Regions from separate parts of the Homo sapiens genome. Here region 1 is linked to region 2. A link is an interaction called in ENCODE POLR2A ChIA-PET data of the cell type or tissue named here. Cell type or tissue: MCF 10A. All regions are shown on one strand. Each heading gives the region's core, and the rest is flanking DNA. Links, peaks and the distances in the headings are about the cores only. Region 1 overlaps KDM3A (lysine demethylase 3A). Region 2 overlaps REEP1 (receptor accessory protein 1).

What was found. ChIA-PET counts read pairs that join two places held together with the same protein. Peaks named below come from ENCODE experiments on the same cell type or tissue, not always from the same donor. Only the 100,000 strongest peaks of a DNase experiment are listed, where the experiment ranks them.
Region 1: POLR2A ChIA-PET joins it to region 2 with 5 read pairs; 13 of 35 experiments call an interaction of 5 or more read pairs at or near these places.

What each region holds. Positions count from the first base shown.
Region 1 is chr2:86,452,275-86,465,777 of GRCh38, reverse strand. KDM3A (lysine demethylase 3A) reads right to left here. Exons shown (of 26, transcript NM_018433.6): 5 at 10,591-10,693; 6 at 9,212-9,336; 7 at 8,901-8,973; 8 at 8,707-8,795; 9 at 1,562-1,725. Among named protein-coding and RNA genes, the nearest start is that of KDM3A, 18 kb to the right of the region's middle. In MCF 10A, for the core only: no CTCF peak of the experiment used is centred there; a DNase peak (open chromatin) is centred at 11,737.
Region 2 is chr2:86,214,653-86,222,219 of GRCh38, reverse strand. REEP1 (receptor accessory protein 1) reads left to right here. Exons shown (of 9, transcript NM_001371279.1): 8 at 2,099-2,250; 9 at 5,110-7,567. The coding sequence ends at 5,181. Among named protein-coding and RNA genes, the nearest start is that of MRPL35, 19 kb to the right of the region's middle. RefSeq lists an enhancer at 3,760-4,054. In MCF 10A, for the core only: no CTCF peak of the experiment used is centred there; no DNase peak of the experiment used is centred there.

The DNA of each region.
Region 1 (13,503 bases), core at 9,355-13,354, 240 kb before region 2:
ACGTATATAAAAAATGTTAGAAATCCCTTCAAAGATATTCACACAAAATCTAATTAAAAACGAACAATGGGCAAGGCACAAGGGCTCACACCTGTAATCCCAGGATTCTGGGAGGCCAAGATGAGAGGACTGCTAGAGGCCAGGAGTTCATGACCAGACTGGGCAAAATAGCAAGTCCCCCATCTCTACAAAAAAATTAAAAATTAGCCTGGTGTGGTGGCACGCGCCTGTAGTCCCAGCTACTTGGGAGGCTAAGGCAAGAGGATCAATTGAGCCCAGGAGTTCAAAGCTGCAGTAAACTTAAACTTTGACTGTACCACTGCAACTGCACTCCCTCCTGGGCAACAGAGCAAGATCCTGTCTCTAAAAAACCTCAAAAACTAAAAAAAAACTAACAAACTGGCAGCAGCACAAAACCCTTTTCTGCTATGAGCAACATGTAACCAGCCCTAACAGAGAATAATTTCATTCTTGTTTGTTCAGTGATCAGCACACAGAGCAAATAGAATAGCTGATTGATTACTTGGTTATTCACAGAACGATTTGGTATTTTCCCTGTACATCTTACTAGGGATAGCCTTGAAGAACTTTTGTTTCTTAGCATCCTAGAGTTCTTTCTCCAGAAAAATGCAAAGTCCTTTTTTTCTATTATACCTGTTTGTTCCTGCCTCTACCAAAGGACTTCACCCTGGAGAAGAATTTTTCATTTAAACACTCAGATGAAAAATCTTTCCTTGGATATCACTGAACTTCCTAATGTTCCCTCCGTTTCTATTTTGAAGACTGCTCCTCCTCCTGTCTGACTGCCACATGGCCATCCTCCAAGCTCTATCCCAGACTGACTACTTTTTCCCAGTGAACCAGTGTGCTCAGCCACTCTCCCACCTTCCAAACCTACTTTTCTATACCACAGTCTCTCTGACCTACATCTTAAGGCTGTATCAACTGCCTGCCTACGCAGGCCACCACCACTTCCCAGAAGAGATCCTTCCCTTGAAACTACTTGCTCTGTCAACCTTGTACCTACTTTAAACTTTCTAGTGAAACTTTACATTTCGTACTCATTTTCTTCCTCTACAAGTTAGTAACAGTTACCACCTACAGATATTGCTTCCTCATTTCTATTATTCTTAGAGTCCTCTCTACTGCCAAATTTCTCAACTATACTTGGGTCAATTCATGTCGAGGCTGCGGAGAATCTCTCACTGTAACCATGTCTCACTGCTTCTTCACACTCCCACTGACCTCAGTCTTCCATGTACAACCAATCTGTTCCCTTTTCCTTAAAAGAAGACACCTGTTTTACAAAGGTACTATTTCAATTGCTCCTTCACACTGTATCAAGACAGTCTCTTTTCTCATGCCCCCTTTCACTTCTATACCATTTTCTATGTTGCTCTGTGTGCCTTCTATACTTTTCACCTTCAAAAGCATCTATCCATCTTTTCTCAGAAACTCTAACGAAAAACCTCCCTGGACAACCAGGGATAAAAACAATGAGCCATGACTAAAATAATTTTTTATTATTATAATTAAACATCTTTAACAAATCACTACTCACCCTTGAGGAATTTTTGCTCCAAGGTTAGGTGGAGAGTTGGCAGCCTGGGGAGTACTTTGCTGTCTTGGGTCCTTACTAGGTGGAGTTGCCGCAGTACAGCCAAGCAGTATCTCCTTAAAAACTGTTGTAGGTACAGACTGCACAGGACACATACTGGGAGAGGCCTAGAAGATACCAAACCAACAGATATTAAAAGGAAGTCCCTAGTTAGGAAATAATAAAATGCTACCAAATTTAAGATCATTTGCTTAATACTAAACAAACATAATACCATTGCCAAATAAAAAGAAACAGGAAAGTGAAACAAGTGATAAACTATACAATTCAGGGCTTTAAGACTGTAAGTAATCACTCCAGCTTTTCACAAAACTTATGTCTTCCTACAAAGGATCACAAGCTTATCTTTTTCAGACCTCTGAACCACTGTGCCAGGAAAACAGTCAGGTGGCAATTACTTTACTAATGCAACGCAGAGGTGAACTTTTAAGTGACAGTTTTAAATGGTGGCAGCTTCACATGCATTCACTTTGGCATGACTTGAGTGCCCACCACGCACTTACTGCATAGTTTGGCAGGAGACCAGACCACATAGGACTCTTGTAGGCAGGGATGCCTATTTGGTACCCAGATAAGCCTTTGCAATGCAATAAAAGTTGAGGACAGTTCTTGCTCTTATGTGGCTCATCAAGTCACAGAAGTCATCCCAAGCTGCAAAAAATATCAAGTTATGACAGGCCTGTGGGCAAAGTTGGGACACCTGTCCCAGTTCCCTTTTCAGGTAACTTAATCTTCAAAAAAAGGAAGTATTGAATCAACTTCTTAACAGTTTATACCATTCACAAAAATAAACTTCCCACCATAAAAAAGAAAGGAGAAACTCAAGACAACTAGTCTAAGGCTGAACCAGGTGAAACCAATTCACCCATTTCACCAGGCTCCTCACATGTGCTTAAATTTTTAAGTTATATACCTTAAATTTTTAAGTCATATACCTTTCTCAATCGTCTTGCCTTACCACCAAATCTAAACTTGAAGAATCTCCAAAGTTTCTTCATCTTCTAGTCATTAACTTCTAAAGTTTGATTACAACTTCCACTAATAGGTTTTCTGTTTTGTTTTTTGTTTTTGAGACAGTCTCACTATTATCACCCAGGCTAGAGTGCAGCAGCGCCATCTTGGTTCATTGCAACCTCTGCCTCCAGGGTTCTAGCAATTCTCAGGGCTCAGCCTCCCGAGTAGCTGGGATTACAGGCATGTACCACCATGCTCGGCTAGTTTTTCGTGTTTTTAGTAGAGACAGGATTTTGCTATGTTAAGGCTGGTGTCCAACTCTTGGCCTCAAGTAATCTGCCTGCCTTGGCCTCCTAAAGTGCTGGGATTACAGGCATGAGCCACTGTGCCTGGCCAGCAGGTTTTTAAAACCTGACAATTTCGAATATATTTATATGTACTCTACTCATGAATGCTTTTCTCAGAAATTTACTTGACAGCCTTGAAAAGACTAGCTAGCATATACAGATATATCTGAAAAATAAGAATTTAATCACTGGCAAAGTTTTGGCATAGTTTCAACTATTTTTAGGCACTAAATTATCTGATCATATATTACACTATTTCAGTCAACTCAATTTTGGTTAAATAGTACCTTAATGTTCTCCAGAAGGTGTGATGGTTGGTTTTGGGTGTTTTTTGAGTTTCCTAATCCTTTAAATGAGGAAATTTGTTTATTCCTAAAGTCCCTTTTGCTTGTAATAGTTTGCAATTCCCTGTTAATCTGAGGTTAGTCTCCCAAAGTTTAATGCTAAATCATTTTGAAATGCTTATTCAAGGCTCAATTTTACCAATTATCTTTCCTCATATTGGTCACCTTCCTTATTCTGAATATGTTTAGAATTGATGCACTAATACCTTTCCTCACTCTCCCAAGAGCAACATACTTAAGAAATTTGGATTATAAACCTAAGCATAAATTTTTACTCTGTATAAAATCAAGCCGCTCAAGTTAAAAAAAAAAACCCTCCATCTAATTTCCCATATGTAATCAATAAACCAATAAATCTTGCCTCTATTTGCAAAGTATGTATTGAATCTACCCATTTCTTTTCATGTCACTACTACTACCATCTTTCCCCTAAGCTACACATGTCCTAACCAACCTTCCTTCCATTCTTGTTGAATCCTCTGCATCCTACCCAAGATCTCTTCTACCACAGAGCAATCTCTATAAAACATAAATCAAATAAGATCACGGCAGTCCACTGCCTACAAGAATCCCATGTGGTCCAGTCTCCTTACCACTCCTGCTCCTCCTCCCCCCATCTCTTTCACTGCCCCGCTTGCTCACAGTACTCCAACTACACTTGCTTCCTTTCTCATCTCCTAGTGTTCTAAGCCCTTTCTTGCCTGGGCCTTTGTACTTGTTATCTCTCTGGCTACATCGTTTTCAGTGGCTGGTTGGTTCTCTCTGTTCACCCTCAAGTCTGTTAATATGTCACACTCTCAGAATTTCTGATTACTCTTTCTGAAGTAGCATCCCAAAAGCCGTCCCTTACTCTTTATCATTTTTCTGTTTATACCTTTCATAGCCCTTATCACACCATGAAAGTACCTTTCACTTATTCACTGTCAGTCTCCTCACAATGGGACACACACTGTTTATGGGCAGAGGCCCTGCTGTTGCGCCCACTGTTATAACCTCATAAAACCAAACATACAGTGGATGCTCAATAAATAAGACTGGTGGAATGAACATACCAAGGAGTGAATGCTGTTAGCATGTAACATTTCTAAATAGCTATAAATCAATAAGTCTTATGAGTTACCTGAAGTGACAGGAAGTGATGATCACCACTGTAGATCAGTCTAGCATACACTAAATATGCAATAAATACTTGTTGGAAGGAGGGATGGAGGAACAGAGGGAAGGAGGGAAGAAAGGAGAAATCTGCTATTTTTACAAGGGTGATTCACCACACCAAGGAGAAGATTTGGAGAGCAGTGGCAACAGCACAGTGATGAAGAGTACTGGATTTTGGTGTTAGCCTTTGGTTTGAAATTCAGTCTCTAACACTTCCTAGCACTTTCTTCCCATGAAGTATACTTTACAGGGCTGTGCTTTTACCATAGTGCCTGGCGCTGAAATCAATTTTAGAGATGAGCTGTCTTAAAGCAGAAAAACATTGCGAAAATTTTCTCAATTCTGTCACCGTGTGTTAGAATTAGCACAACTTAGCGTGCTTTTCCTTTAAGAAACTCAAGTATTTCCTTCTACAACTTTCCTAAGGTTTAGCTCAACAGGAACAGGACTCCAATTCCCAAACCCATGTTCACGAGTGCACCTCCGCACTGGCCTCTGACTCAACAAAGGGTCAAAGTTTCTTCTTACCTGAAGAGTTTTCCCTGAAGGTCTTCTATACCAGTCATGGCAATAGTTCCTCCCTGCCAGCAGACGGAGATAATATAATTGAGTGTATGATAGAATTCTAAAAAGGACACTGCCGGCTCACATTCCTCAGCAGACTCTTTCCCAACTAACCAGGCAACGTCGTAACTCTGAGGAATAGTCTGCTAGGCAGAGAAGACCTTCAAGGAGCCAGGTATCACTGGCAAACAGGTTTATCTTAACCAAAAGTATTCATCAAGACAGTCAAGAGTCTTGCCTACTAGTCCCAAATGCCTGTCTTCTAAAGACCACCCTAAAAGTGCCAGTCCAACACATCTGGGAAGTGCAAACACAGTGAGAATCGTGCTGAGTGCATTACTGTACTCACCTTTCACTCATACATTTTCAAAAACTTTCTTTCCCCACTGCTCCCTTTATCTCTCCAGCCCTCCTGAAATCTAGGCCAGGCCAGTGTATCCAAAACTTGTCTGACTACAAGAATCACCCAGAACGAAAGACATTTACCGATATGGAATAATAGTTATAATACATTGCAAGGGAATCAAGGAGGCTACAAGAGTATGGTTTTTAGTTTTAAAAAACTAACAAAAAAAATCAGGTCTCTGTGATAAATACAGGGGGAGAAGAGACAGAAGGAAAGTATTTCCTTACATTACATTTGAAGTATTTCAAAATGTAAACAGAGAGTCTCTGAGAAGTATGATTACAAGTGATGATTCTATTCTTTACTATACTTTTCTAGGTTAACCAAAAATTTTCAAATGAGATGAGCTTCACAATCAAAAAAATATTTTCAAGAACTTCTGAAACCCAGGTAAAAATCCACCTTCGACTTCCTTTAGAATGACGTGACTAGCATAGAGCTCAAGAGCTGCAATGTACATTTTTAAAACACTTAATTTAGTTTATCATATTAGATGCAGAAGTTAAGAAACTTATCTCCAGGCTGAAGTGCAGGCTTATTTTTTTAATAGCTTCTAATGTGCCCAACAATCAGCTCAATAGCACACATAGTATGGGCAACATGCTGAGAAAGATAAAAAAGTAATGCTTCTGGCCTTGCAAGAATTTGAATCAAGGAGACAGGATCATATCATATATGTCTATATGCCCACATTTTACAAGTACCTCCTTGAAGGTTAGAAATTTACTTGCTCAAACACCTTTCTCATTGCTGACACACTCAACATTCTGAAGGCACCTTCCCCCAAGGGAGGTTCCCACTGACCTCAGTTCTGCTTGCACCCCAGATTGATCGCTCCACCATCCAACAGGATACGTCATTCCTATTCCCAACCCTTCTTCCTCAGCAAGTCTCACAGCTCAGCTCTCCTCTTCATCATACTCCCAATTTACACTGACACATTCCCCATGACAGGCAACACACAACCAACTTCTCCAAACTGATATTTACTACTTCTAACTCTAGACTGCCAACAATTTCTCTAACGTTAAAACCTGACATAAAGAAATTATTATTATATCCTGTTTATCTCTCAGCTTCTAATACTATGGATTACTTGACAATATTGTCTCTGAGCTTGACATCCTCTGTGTAGTCCTGGCCACATTAATTACCCAGAGCCTTACTATCTGTTCCCTTCTAGACCAGGGACCCCTATTCCTCAGCAGCTCAGCCCCTTTCTATACTGGGAGACTATATAGTATCATAAATAATTGCCTGACCATGTCACTTGGGCTTCCTAAGCTAGAACTGTCATGTTCTTTGAGGCAGACATTCCATTTGTTCTACCTACTTCATTAGCTAGATTCCTGTGCTTCTTCAGTCCTAACACCTAGTCTTCCACCAAATCCAACTACTGCTGTCTCCTAAATAGCTCTCCACCCCCTTAGCTACCGCCTCACCTCAAGCCTATTTATGATGTGCAATACAACTAACCTCATCAGTGCCCTCATTTCTATTCTCATGTCCTTCCCTCATCCATCATCTACAGAGCTTAAGTCAATCTCCTGAACTTAAAACCCCTGAACACCCCAGACACCCCCTCTTCATCTGCAGCATAAAACCCAAACTTCCTATCTCTGACCCTGCTTCTCTTTTTCCATGCCTCCTGTGCCCCTGCCACAATGAAACATTTGCCCTTCACCAAACAAGACACGTCCTCCCTGTCTGAGAGGCTCTGCCCAGGCTGCTTCTTGAGGCACCTGCAGAGCTCCTGACCAGAGCACTCTCCCTGCACTTGTGGGAGCCCTCTGGAAGTCTGTCTCCCTCACTATCCTATGGAATCTGAGACAGGAACTCCAGATACCTTTCAATCTCCAGGACCAAGTATCCACCACACAGTGAGTACTTAATACAGTAACTATGGTTTCTTGGATGGATGTACTTGAAATTACCTTGTAAACTTTAAGGCAAAAATGAAAGGTAGTAAGACTAATTTCCATACTTAACTCTTCATTCTTTCCTAAACAACCTGAGCCTCAAGAGGTCAAAGCCTATACCCTTCAAAGGAGGACAGAGGCTTCAGACACTGGTTTACAAAGCTTTTGGTGAAGTATCAAAGTTCCTGTTGCCTGTATACAGGAAAGATTCAAGAAAGCCAATTAACCATCCTAGCTACACAGACTCAAGTGTTTGTGTGGCACAGTGCTAGCTTTGGTTCTAGTCGATGCTGTAGTCCAGTCTGCCCTTAATCAAGAAACCCAGATTTATTCATTGGCTTCCTGGCCCACTCCCCATGCCATTTCTCCTGGCCTTGGTCAGTTTTTAAATTTTAAACTCCAGCCTGGGGCAGAGCATTATAAAGGAGTTTTTGATAATTATAACACAGGAAACTATCCATGTGACATTTAGGCATTTGGATTCCTAAGGTGCCAGAAAGTTATTTGTATTGGAATAGGTCCTAATGATTTAATTCACCTAAAAGAGAAATAGTCTCGGTCCAAATGGTAACTATTTCAGAATAGAATTAAATCTGGTACCTGAACCCACAGTAGCATTCACAAAAGCCTATACTTTTCTGGACAGAAATTAGTAATGGCAAACCAATCACTTTCCTTGAAATACATTTGTTTACCCAATCATAAATGACCAATTAAATTCCTTATTATTGAGAAGGTGAAGGTCCTATTTCAACACCCAAACTACTCAGAATTCTAAGGCTCCTTCCCTCTTTTCATGCCAGGCATTGACACACACAACTCAATTTACCTTTAAGAACACTTCCACATGGTGAAATTGTCAAATCTATTGAGAATCTCCAGCAAATACCAAAAAATGAAACTTTTTTACATAAAATAGTGAACCATAAACTTATATTATCTCCATCTGCTTCAGTGTAGAAATTATGGCCAAGATCTGGAACTAGCAAAGAAGAGCAGACAGCAATATAACACTAAAAAAATTTGCCACGCAGCCAGGGGCAGTAGCTCACTCATGACTGTAATCTCAGCAGTTTGGGAAGCTGAGGCGGGAGGATCGCTTGAGCCCAGGAATTCAAGACCAGTCTGGTCAACATACCAAGACCCTGTCTCTACAAAAAACACAAAAATTAGCCAGGTGTCATGCATGACACATGCCTGCAGTCCCAGCTACTATGGAGGCAGGAGTTCAAGGCTGCAGTAAGCTCTGGTTGCACCACTGCACTCCAGTCTGAGTGACAGAGTGAGATCCTATCTCTAAAAAAATAAAAATAATTAAATAAATAATAAAAAATAAAAACTAGCCATGCAATGTTGGAGTTAAGGAAAGCTTTACACAAGTGACATAAATAAAGGTTACCTCAGAGCAAGATTTTGCTTGTTTGGAAACCAGGGTTCCATTATTCTCAGAAGACTTGCGTTTTACAGCTCCAATTCTTGCAGAATTACCTAAAATATTTAAAAATAGGTTAAGTTGGCTTCCCTGTTTCTCTTAATGTGAGAAGAACGGAGGAAAGGAGGAAGGAGAAGAAAGATTTTAATAACATATCTTACCACATGTCACAAGGTTATCGTGTACAACTTCAACATGAATCAGTGACGGATCAACAATTTTCAGTGCTGGAATCTTAAAAATAAATGAAACAAAGATACCGGAAAATAAAAAATGCTCAAGAACATACTGAAAATCAGGTTCATTAACATAACAATAGGAGCTTCTTATGAATAATTTCTTTTTAAAACAACTGTAATTATTTCTACCCTATAAAATAATAAAGGTATTTAGTGCCTAGAAAATCATAAATGCTTTGTATAGTTATCATGCTTTGTCGAGTTATCTTACAAAGAGTTATTGTTGTCTTTACCTCCTCACAGTTGACTTGAAGAGTTTTTGATGCTGGGTTTCCATTTATAACGGTTGCTGAAAACCACTGAGTAGATGGGTCCAAGCTATAAATTTTTACTTCTGAACCAACTAAGTTTTTGTCACCTTAAAAAAAAAAAAAAAAAAAAAATCTTAGAGCAATTTGCATTATCTCCCAATAGCAACATCATCCAGGACAATCTTTTCCTAAGTCTTTTTTAAAAAAACGCAAAAGTAAACATTAAAAGAATCACTACAAACATAAGATGACTGACATTTCAGAAAAGCTATGAGAAAATTTAAACTTTTTATTTTGTATCGGACCAAAGTAGTATTAGACAATTCATCAAGACCTCACTCACTGTCCTGTGTAGTTTTAGAGGAATCAAATTCAGGAACCCCAACAAAAATACTATGTCTGATAATCTAAAAAACACAGAAAAAAAATGTATGATTGTAGAAACTCAGTAACACAAATGGGAAGGTAAGGAGTATCAAATTAATGCCTTATCCATTTTATATGGCTGATATTCCAAACATATCAAATTCCACATCAAAATATAGCTGAGCTTTAAAAATATCTTTTTTCTTTTCTTTTTTTTTTTTTTTTTTTTGAGACAGGGTCTTGCTCTCACCCAGGCTGGAGTGTAGCAGTGTAATCAGGGATCACTGTAGCCTTGACCTCCTGGGTTCAAGTGATCCTCCTGCCTCAGCCTCCTGAGTAGCTGGGATTACAGGCATGTGCCACCACACCGGGCTAATTTTTTTAAAAATGTTTTGTAGAGATCGACGTCTCCCTGTGTTGCCCAAGCTGGTCTTGAACTCCTATCCTAGGCTCAAGCAATCCTCCCACTTTGGATGTCCCAAAGTGCTGGGATCACAGGCTTGAGCCACTGTGCCTGGCCCTACTTTACTGTTAGTTTCATATAATCCCTGAACTTTCCAAATTTCAGAGGTTTTAGCAACACACACATTTTTTGAATTTTAAATTTTAAATTTCTTAAAAATTTATTTTAGAAAAAAAGTAAGAAATGGCCCGGCGTGATGGCTCACACTTGGCAGGCAGATCACTTAAGGCCAGGAGTTTGACACCAGCCTGGCCAACATGGTGAAATAGTGAAATCTTGTCTCTACTAAAAATACAAAAACTAGCCGGGTGTGGTGGTGCGTGCCTGTAGTCCTAGCTACTTGTAAGGCAGAGGTTGCAGTGAGCCAAGACAGCACCACTGGCACTCCAGCCTAGGAACTAGACTGTCTCAAAAAAAAAAAAAAAGAAAAAAGAAATTTCCATGAGCAAATGAATGAGAGGCTAAACCCTAGTTTCTCACAAGCTAATCATTGGTCAACTCGTGAACTATCACCACTAGATAATGCATATACCTTTTAAAAGATGGCTTTCATCTAAATGCTTCACAATCAAAGCTTGAAATTCTTTACTGACAATCTGATTATCCGTAAGAGAAAGTCGAAGACTGTTTACATCCTGAAAAATGAAAGATCATTACATGTTAAGGGTAACAGTTAATAAGAAGAGTTATTTAAATTCCAGTGGGCTATTTCAATTGGTTAATCAAATGGGTTAAAGTAGTGTCAACAAACCATGTGATAGCCCAAATCATTCCAATTCCAGTAAACCAGATGGCTCAAAAAGTCCTAGACCATCAAATGATCACAGCTATAAGGCAGACTGAAGTAAAGTCATCCCAAGCTAGAAGCATGAGAAATATTAAGAGGAACTCAAAGCATAATTTTAAAAATGACTAACTTTGGCAATGGGAAAAAAGTAAGCAAACAAACAGCTGGTCAATCCAAGTAAAAAACACTCTGTATCCTAAATACTGGGGATGGGGAAATCACAATCCAAATCCAAGGGACAAAAAACACAGATATGACACACAAGAGACAGATGTATATGGTCGATTCATTGCAATTACTGTCTGGGTTTTTTTTTTATTTTATATAACACACTGCATGTACTATATAATACACTGTGTAACCTACTAGCAGGGGTAGATGACCATAACTGAGAGTTAGTTTATTCATCAATCAGAAAAATGTTTCCTTGATCAATGTTCTCCAAACCTTTTGACACATTGTAAAGATTAACTCCAGAGGTACACATATCTCTTTCCACCAAAGTCCACTGATAATGGGCAGCCCTTTTTTCCATATTCCCATTAGTAAACCCATGGCTGTGCCCAGTGGCCACCCTGGGGATGAGCAAGCATGCACCCATGATGGCAATTTTAGGGAAAATTTTGAACCACATCTCAGCCTGGTTACCTAGGCCAAAACCCTATTTTCTAAGGCCCCTTAAAGCTGACCAAGCTTCAGCTCCCTTCCTGGTAAGAAACTGCTGTTTTTAACAACTCATTTCACACAGATTCATTTAACCTAACTAGTATTACAAAATGCATTCTTTTTTACAAAAAGGGAGGTGGGGGGACAAACAGAAAATCTGAATGAATAGCCTAAGGCGTCAGAGTAAGCCAGTTCTGAAACATTCAATTCTTGGCAGCAGCTCCATTCTTGGCACTATTCCACAGTCTTCTGGCTTTGTGTGCACACCCAGTTATGATAAATGTAATACAGAAACTGTCAATAGGAATAACTTGCCAAACCGAATTCTAGCAGGGCAAAGAAAAAACAGTGCTCAACACAGAAGCCCTTCCAATATCAGGGCTTTATGCTTTTCTGCCACTGTGAAATGGATAATGACCAAGAATGGGTCATCCATTTTTCCCACTGGGAAGGATAACTAGTCTGTTAGAGAAGCTGTGCTGGAAAAATGTATTTCTTTTGCCAAGTAACATTAGACAAACCTAGGGACTCCATAAGAGATCAACATTAATTACCAGAATGGGTTAGTTTTTGTTTTTTTCTCATGCATGTATTGTTTATGCAATTTCAAAAAATTTAATTATATTCTCCAATTCCTACTACAAGATGAAAGTATGTATCAATGGAAAGAGCCGCAAAGGGCTTCAATAAAGTAGAAAAATATTAGGCTGCCTAGGAGAGTTTAGGGCTTAACGAAAGTGCAAGATAGTTGTCCAGATACCTTATCTTTTTCTTACCAACAGATAACTGAGTAAAATTCAATCTAAAGACGGACCCTAACTTTCAATCCCAATTTTTCCACATGCCAAATGATTTTCAGGTGCTCTGTGCATTATCTAGAGCAAGTATCCTACTGGGGTAATCACATCCCCCAACGTGGAATTTCGTACAGCCTACTGTGAACACCCATATCTACAAGATAATTCTCTGAAGTACTAAACTTTGAAAACTCAACATCACTAAAAGTCAAGACCACACATTATAGTTCTCCCAGTTAATTGTATATCGTATTAATGACAACATTCACACTGATGGCTCACAGCCCCACAGCCCCTCTTCCCGAGAACAAATATAAACTTACTAATTTAGATGTTTCTTTCTCAATCCCAAGAAACAAAACTAGGGTTCTACCTTAATTGAAAACCTTAAATACAGGAAAGATGTAAATTCAGAAAACAGCACTAAGAATAAAAAATTCCTTTTATTACTCAGTAAAGCAAAATATCCACAACCCCCCTGTATGTTATTTGATCCCTGCAAGCAAGTCAGTCTTCCTTTTAAGTCAGGAAAAATATCAAGATGGGTATAACACAAGAACTTGTGTCTGAAATTAACTAAGTGAAAGCATCTTCCTCTGTTCCATTACTTAAACATTATAAAATAAGGTTCAGATTATGAATCCTGTTTTCACTCACTTTCCAGATATGGAAGTATGGATGAGACTCAAGTAGAGGAAAAGCCAGTGCTTTGGGCTTCCCGATACAGGCTCGGCAACCTGATAACCACTGACCCCAAACTACTTTTAGCAAATAGGTTTCATAGTTCTATACCCCAAAGAAACAAGTCAGGTATGAAGTCACAAAACAGAAGGCGGTAAAGAAGATTATTCAGCTTTATAAATGATATCTAAAAGATGAATATTATTATAATGTGTGTGTTTGTATGCGTGTGTGCAGTCTATTCTCATCATTTGCAGTAGTTATGTTTTATCAAGTTGCAAAAAAATGTTTTATTAACAAATACTGAACCATTGCTCCTAGGGGAAATACAGGTGTAGGTTCCTTCAAGCCTCTGGTCACATTTTCAACAACCAATTGACACATAATCTTGTTTTATGTGTTTCTGTTGAAAGACATCTTATTTAATATATACTGCTTATGCACTAACCTTGAATTCACAGCCAAGAGCACTATAACTCAGACGAATGAAGCTTATCTAACACATGTATTTTGT
Region 2 (7,567 bases), core at 3,568-7,567:
ACATGCACAAAGCCATTTTGGTTTCAGTCCTGAGATTATAGTGATGATGGTGATTTTGGTAAGTGTGAGTTCATTGCTCAGCCTCAGTGAATCCAGACTGGATAACTAGCCTGGGTTGTTAGATGCCTGAGGATCTCACGGTGACTTTGGGCCACCTTCTGACACCCACAACCATCAGTACAGGGAAAGCCCTGGACCTGGATGTGGAGGGTACAGCATATGCAGAGGCACAGTCTCGAACCGGTACCCACCCCACTTCCATGTCATGGAGTTGGCTGCTGGGGTGGAGCTGGCCAGGCTGCTTCTGCAGTTTTTGCCTTGGTCTGAGGGCTTTTGGTCTTTTTTCCCTCCTGCCAGGCAGGAGGTATCTGTGTCCAGAAGGAATTTCCTGGTTTGGTTAATGGGGGTGTCAAGCTCTGACTTGGGACTAGAGCTGAGCTCTCTGAGATGACTTCAGGATTCTATTTAGTTTAGTTGATGAGTGGCCACTGTGTGCCCAGCCCTGGGTCAGGTGCTCAGAGAGACTGAGGGAGGATCAGCCATGGCCCCCCAGTCTCAGGATGCCTTCTGTTGGCTGAGGCAATGAGACTGACATGAGGACCAGGGCACCCAACACAAGCTGTGTGGCACAGCCTCCAAGCACTGTCGGGTCTCAGAGTGGGGAGGCCAGGGAGGGTCAGAGTATTCAGCGAGGGCTCCCTGGAGTCACTGGTCTTTGTGCTCAACAGGATGCAGCTGATTAGGACAGAGGAAGGGAGCAGAGGACAAACTAAGCCCAGAGTAAATAAGCTGAGGGAAGTGCAGAGTAGAAATAAAATAATAATAGTAATTTAAAAATCAAAGGAACATCAGTGATCTCAGGACTTTACTTACTAAGGCCCAGTCTGAACCAATCACACCCCAGCCTAAAATTCAGCTTTGCATGTTGTGCTGCTTCCTGCTGGCTGTTGGGGAGCACAGCAGTGGTAACTGGTAAAGCTGCCCAAGATTAGGGTTCAGTTGTCTGTTTTTTTACTCCACGCCTGGTGGTGGTATAGTCTAGCAAGTCCACTGTTGATGGAGAGAGAGCACATTCGGTGGCTGAATATGTTCTTAGGAGCAGGGTGTCTCAAGAAGAGCTGTGGTTTCTATCTGGAGGCCTCACGGTGATTGGACCAGATGACTTGAGAACCCCTTAGTCTTGCATTCTGTGATTCTAGGTAAAAACAATAGATGCAGCATAGAAAAATGTGTGTGTGTGATACCAGATAAGCTGGGTAGGGGCAGAAGATATTTTACATCTCAACTAAGAACCGCCTAGCAGATGACATGGAATATGTATTAGCATTTAACATTTAAAAAATACTGTGCGTTCAATGAGATGAATTAATTCTGAAGCTTTTCCCGCAGATGTATTCAAGGCAGACTGAAACAGGAATCTTGCTATCATTTTTTTTGGCAGAGGCATCTGTCAGATTCTCCTTCCTTAGGTTTCTCTGCTTCTCTAGGACTGGGCCTTCGCAAAAAAAAAAACAAACAAAAAAACTATATAGCTTTGTTTAAGGTTATCACTTAAGGCCTCCTGGCATTTTATATCCTGTCTCTTACAGGATGCTTGGAATTGAATATGCAAGTATAATATACAATGTCAACATGGCTTGTATGTACAACATAGAAACTGCTCTCCCACCCCACCCCACATCACTGCTGCCATCCTCTCTAGAGGAGATTCTTTCCCTGAGCATTCACCTGGTGTGGGATCACAGGACTGAGCTGCAGGGATTGATGTGTCTCAGTTAAAGCCGCTTCTTTCTTCACCCAGGGAAGTGATGCCCCCTTAGTAAATCTACTGAATTACTCAGAATTCAGTAGATTCTGAGTCTGTGGTTGTTTCTGTGCACAGTGCCTGGAGATTCACACAACTGCACTTTCACAATCCCAGATCCCCTGTAAGGAGGCCCCCAAAACATCAGTGCTTCCTCAGACCGAGGGGCCTCAGCTGTCCTCACAGGCCTGGTTTGCTGTGCTGTGTGCCTAACCTTGCCCTTCCCTGCTCCCTGCACTGATGCTTCCTTGCTATACCTTGTCTCATCTGTGTAGATTGTAAATGGACATTAAGTGGTTGAGGGAGATGTGAATGAGGGTGGTATGAAGGCATGGGAGCCCCACCAGGTCCAAAACCCATTGGCGTTTTCTGACGACGAGGAGGAAGACCTGCTGGATTTCATGTACAAGTATAAAGCACCTCGAAGGATGGAATTGCCCCTGGAGGTACACAGTGTCTGGGGCTGTGGGTTGGAGTGTGTTTGTCCAAAGGCTATGCCCTGGAGATTGGGGGTCCTGGGAGCAGCATCTCTTGGGGCACCAACATCTCCTCAATACCTGGGGTGGAAAGATCTCCTTCCATCAAACAAGCAGAACCAGTCACTGGATAGCATCCAGCTACTTGCCAAGGAGAGGAAATCCTATTAATTTCATTTAGAAATAGGAGCGTGAGCCGGGTGCAGTGGCTTATGCCTGTAATCCCAGCACTTTGGGAGGCCGAGGCAGGTGGATCACCTGAGGTCAGGAGTTCGAGACCAGCCTGGCCAACATGGCAAAACCCCTTATCTACTGAAAATACAAAAATTAGCCGGGTGTAGTGGCGCGCACCTGTAGTCCCAGCTGCTTGGGAAACTGAGGCAGGAGACTCGCTTGAACCCAGGAGGAGGAGGTTGCAGTGAGACTGCACTGCTGCACTCCAGCCGGGATGACACAGCGAGACTCCTTCTCAAAAAAAAAAAAAAAAAGAAAAGAAAAACAAATAGGAGAGTGGTAAAGTATCTAGGTCTTTATTGTTTTGTTTTGGTTTTTCCAGGTATTAACAACTACCACTCTAAGTTGACGTACAAGTGAAAAACAACCCAAATTGACTGTTTTGGGGGAAGAAAACTCAGAATGTGTTATTTGAAAAGTTTTTATAAATAAGAACAAGGCTTGTTCATCGCTGTATCTCCAAGACACAGCATATAGTGCCTGGTATAAAGTAGCTATTCATGAAATGTTAGTGAAGGGGTATAGCCCTTTAGGGTTACCAAAACCAATACCCTTGACATATATGCTATTTTCAGTTGTAGGATGTGGATGGAGTTCTGGCAGCAGGAGGGCTGAGCCTGGAGCCTCCTGGGCCTTGCTCTGTGATGTGGGTAGGGAGTCACCAGTCATGAGCACAGGTGCAGGGACCCCAGTCTTTCTCTCTGCTTCCTAAGGTCTCCTCTCCTATTCCCCATCTGCTGAGTATCACGGCCTGAGAGGCCATCTGAAGCAAATAGGAAGTCTCCGTACAGACCCTTGTGAGACTTATATGGGGAGATGCCTTGAAATGTTCCCTTCTGCAGACACTGAGCAGCCTAGCATTCTTATTTGTTAGGACTGTAATTATGACCACCTCCATGTGCAGTTCATCAGGTTCCTTTGCAAGGTGAGGCACACATGCATCCCTTTTAAAGTTAGAGGGTTTGGGAAAGGATGTTCTGGGCTTGGACACTGCTGGAGGAGTCTGGCCTGGGCAATCTGGCCTGGGCAGCCTCCTGATGGGGAGAGGAGCCCAGCCTAAAGAATTCTAAGGCCCAAGGGTTTGTGCTGTTTTGCTTTTGTTTATTAAAGCTGCACAAACTGCTTTACTGTTTACAGTTCACCAGCCTGCCAAGAGGCAGATTACTATAAAGGTGGGTTCCGTTGTTTCCGTTTTCAGTGTCTGTCCAGAGGTGGCTGGTAAGCATTTCCTAGTGGTAAGGCTGTAGCATGAGGACTCTATGAGAGGGCCTGAGTCTTGTTTTCTGGCTCATTCACTTCCTGCCTTGTATGTGCCTGCCCAGCACTGAGCCACTTACCAGGAAATGGTGGTGAATGCGACATGGGCCTGCCCTCAGGAAGTCCCCAGTCTGGTGGGGAGAGAGTGAGCAGGGCCCCCACACACTCCCTTCCCACTGGGTGCAAAGTCCTCTGCTGGGGGACATGTACAAAACATGAGAGAACAAAGGAGGTGACGATGCCTGGTTGTGCATGGCTGGGCAGTGGCAGGAGGGGCTCCGGGAAACCTTTGCAGAAGTGACTTTTGAGCTGGGTCCTCAAGAGGCCTAGAAATATGCAAGACAGAGGAGGGAGGGAAGGGCTTCCAGTCAGAAGGAATAGAGGCATGAATGGGCACAGTGTAGAGAAAGAAGTTCTCTGTGTATACAGAGAAGTGGACAGACACGGGGGCCAAGGGTAGGTTGGGGCCAGTTGTGTGAACCCCCTCAAGTGCTGTGCCAGAAAATGTTCCCTTCACTTTCATTGAAATAGGAACTCCTCCTGTGATCTGTGTATCCCATGGAAGGAGGGGTCTCTTGAGAGTCATTTGTGGGAGAGATGAGGTGGAGCCCTTCATATAAGTTGAGCATCCCTAATCGAAAAATCTGAAATTCTTTGAGTGTGGACAAGACGCACAAAGGTCATGCTCATAGGAGCATTTTGAATCTCAGATTTTCAGATTGGGGTGCTCAATTGGAATGTATATGCAAACATCCCAAAATCTGAAAAAAAAAAAAAAAAAATCTGAAATCCCAAACACTTCTGACTCCAGGCATTTCCGGATAAGGGATATTCAACCTGTACTTCAAGGTGGTGTTTGCCTTTGTGGTGTGGTGTGCTGTACATTAAGAGGTTTCTCATCCAGAAAGGGGACTGGAAATTTGATGATGGAAATTTGAGGCATGTACCAAAACACATTAGGCTGGTTCCCAAAGGAAATAACAAAAGCAAAGGAAGCATGCGGAGGTGTCTCTTTCTGCTGAATCATTTAAGATAATTTTGCTCCTCAGGCAGAAACAAGAAAGATGTGTCATTCTGCACAACCGTTCCCTTGGGAGATTGAGGAGCATAATTTAAGAGGGAGGCATCAGCCTCTCAAAGGGCTCAGCTTCATGCGATATGTGGGATGGGACTCTGATGATTGCTTCCTGTTGCGGAGATTCAGGGAGACCCCAGCCCTAGCCAGCTGCATTTGGCCAAAGGAGCTGGAAGTCTCAACACAATGCCTTCCAGGTGCTGACCTCAAAAGATCCCACATTTACACCAAACTGAGGGACACCTTTCTGTTTTCTCTACCAGGCACCGCCTAGAATCCTTCGATCTCGCTTCAGGAAGAAAAGTACCTCATCCTCGGCCACCGAAACCACGTGAGTGAGATGAGCCAACAGCACCGGATCCACAGAATGTTTCTTCTCTGCCTTAAAGAGCTATTCACTAATAACATAGAAATCCGCAAGCTGGGTGTGCTTTGAGTGTGCAGCCTCACAAACATGGCCTTTTCTCTCTCCCCTTCCACTTTTAAGGATTTATTTTTTTCCCCCTTTTCTTTATTTTGCTGGGGAGAGGCTAAAGGGAAAGGTAGTAGGGGCGGGGGTGGTGACCTTTAAGTCTTCTGAGGTTGGTAATTTTCCACAATTGGATTGTCATTATAGACAGCAGTGTGTTTTTTAGAAAGATAAGAGAATCACCCCTATGCTGCTGAGATGTACATTTGTAATTTATCTGTTGCATACTTAGTTTTTAGTCCTGTAAATGCAAACACAGCATTTTTTACAACTTTCTTTGTTCTTGGTACTTATACTTTGAACTATGATGTACATATTTATGGCTTTTGGCTTTTAATATAATGGACTTGCAAGGGCTGCCAGAGGTTCTGATATGTAAGAAAACTGCAAAAACAAATATAGACAAATATTTTGATTCTAGAGAACGTCTCAGATGTGCTTATAAAGCTTCCAAATACAACTCCAGTAAGACATCCCTTTCCCTGCAGGAGTGTGGTCTATATTCTTTAGATAGTTGTTTAGTCAAAAGACCAGACAAGTTACAAACTAAGAGAAACAATATTTCACAACACAGTAAAGTGTGATGAGAGGTCAGGGGAACATCCCAGTAAAAGAGAAGAGTCACAGGAAGCTCATCTCCTCCCTGGATTCTGGATTAGGAGCTTCTGAATCTTTTCCAGGGATAGGCAGGTAGCTCACTCTTGGTGCAATTTCTTGAGGATGGGAACATGTAGAGCTGCTGGAAGGAGTAATTCTGTGCTTGACAAAGGACGATTTCTCCTTTATCGTGACCAGTGCTGCCGATTTCCTGACAGAGGAGCTTACACTCTGAGCACCTTGTTTTAGCGAACTCTAGCAAAACTTGTTTAGCTTAGCAAAAACAAACACACAAAAAACTGAGAACTCTGCTGTTTCAGATATGCCATAACATACATCTGAAACACATGTGTAACAATCAAAATGGTGGGCTCTAGAATGGTTTTGGAGCTCGAGATCTTCATGGGTTAGACTTGCTGGTCAGACCCAGGAGCACCTGTGGCTCACACCTTCTGTTCCCCTCCTGGCCTGTGCAGAATGTAAACAGCAGACTCATACTCAATGGGCACTACAGGCCTTATCAGACGTTTTATACAAGCCTGGATTGCTTAGTAGGGGAATAAGGCATTCTCTGAGGGGGCTTTCCACTTAGATTGAGAATTTTATTTGAAAAGAATCTGGTTTAAATGGCATTGTGGTCCGAGGTAGCTGCTCTCCCCACTGAGAGCTGAGCCGAAATATAAGAATAATATATTTGTGCTTCGAGTTGGTGTTTCTTTCAGTGTAATGCATGCAGTGGTCACAACCCAGTTACTCATAATATTTGGATTGTATTTGTTCGTAGATATGCCCAGAAGACTAGAGAATTAGTGTTATATACCATATAGAACTTACTGTCAGTCAACTATAAACAGGCCCAATTAAAAACTGTTCCATTACTACGCAAACACATATTAGAGGCCTTTGCTGATGACACATTAGCTGGATCTTAGCCACCCCAGAAAGGGTTTGATTTGAAGCTGATTGTTGCCAGATATGCATATTGGAATCCCATCTACCCATAGTTCCTCTGAAGGTGATTTTGTAATTTGCAAAAGGGTATAGGAAAATATACCTAAAAGCGAATTTGTGGCTGAGAGGATAAACAGAAGCTGTTTGCTCATGTTCTGTGCCCCACACCCACCAATACCTAAATCTGTTAAGGAAGACAGAAAATGTTTTCTTTGTGCTCATTGAGTAGTTCCAGACAGAAGAAGAATATACTCTTTAAAATGTATTTACCTGTTAGTTGGAAGTACCCAGAATTATCAGAAACGAATGCAAAAAAAAAAAAAAAAAAAAAAAGCTTACACAGCTTCTTAGCAATTTTTTTTTTTTTGCCGAAACAATAAATTGCCTTTAGCAGCAGTTTAAAATCCTATCGTGAACAACCTATATTTTCGCCATTTTACAATGGAGAGTTGTGACAAGTACAGGTTATCAAGTTTGCACTTAACTATGCCAAAAAAAGTTTGAAGCGCTCTATTCTCAGACATGCTGTATTATTACTTCTCATTCAAGATTGAAAAATATAAAGGTATCCAAACTCTGTCTTAATGTAAATGTAACTATTTTTCCTTCAAGTGTTGACTAGGGAGTCGGTTTCTCTCTTAAAGACACTCACTGTACAACTGAAAGCAGCTGTCATATTTCTGGCAAAATGTGTTTACGTATCT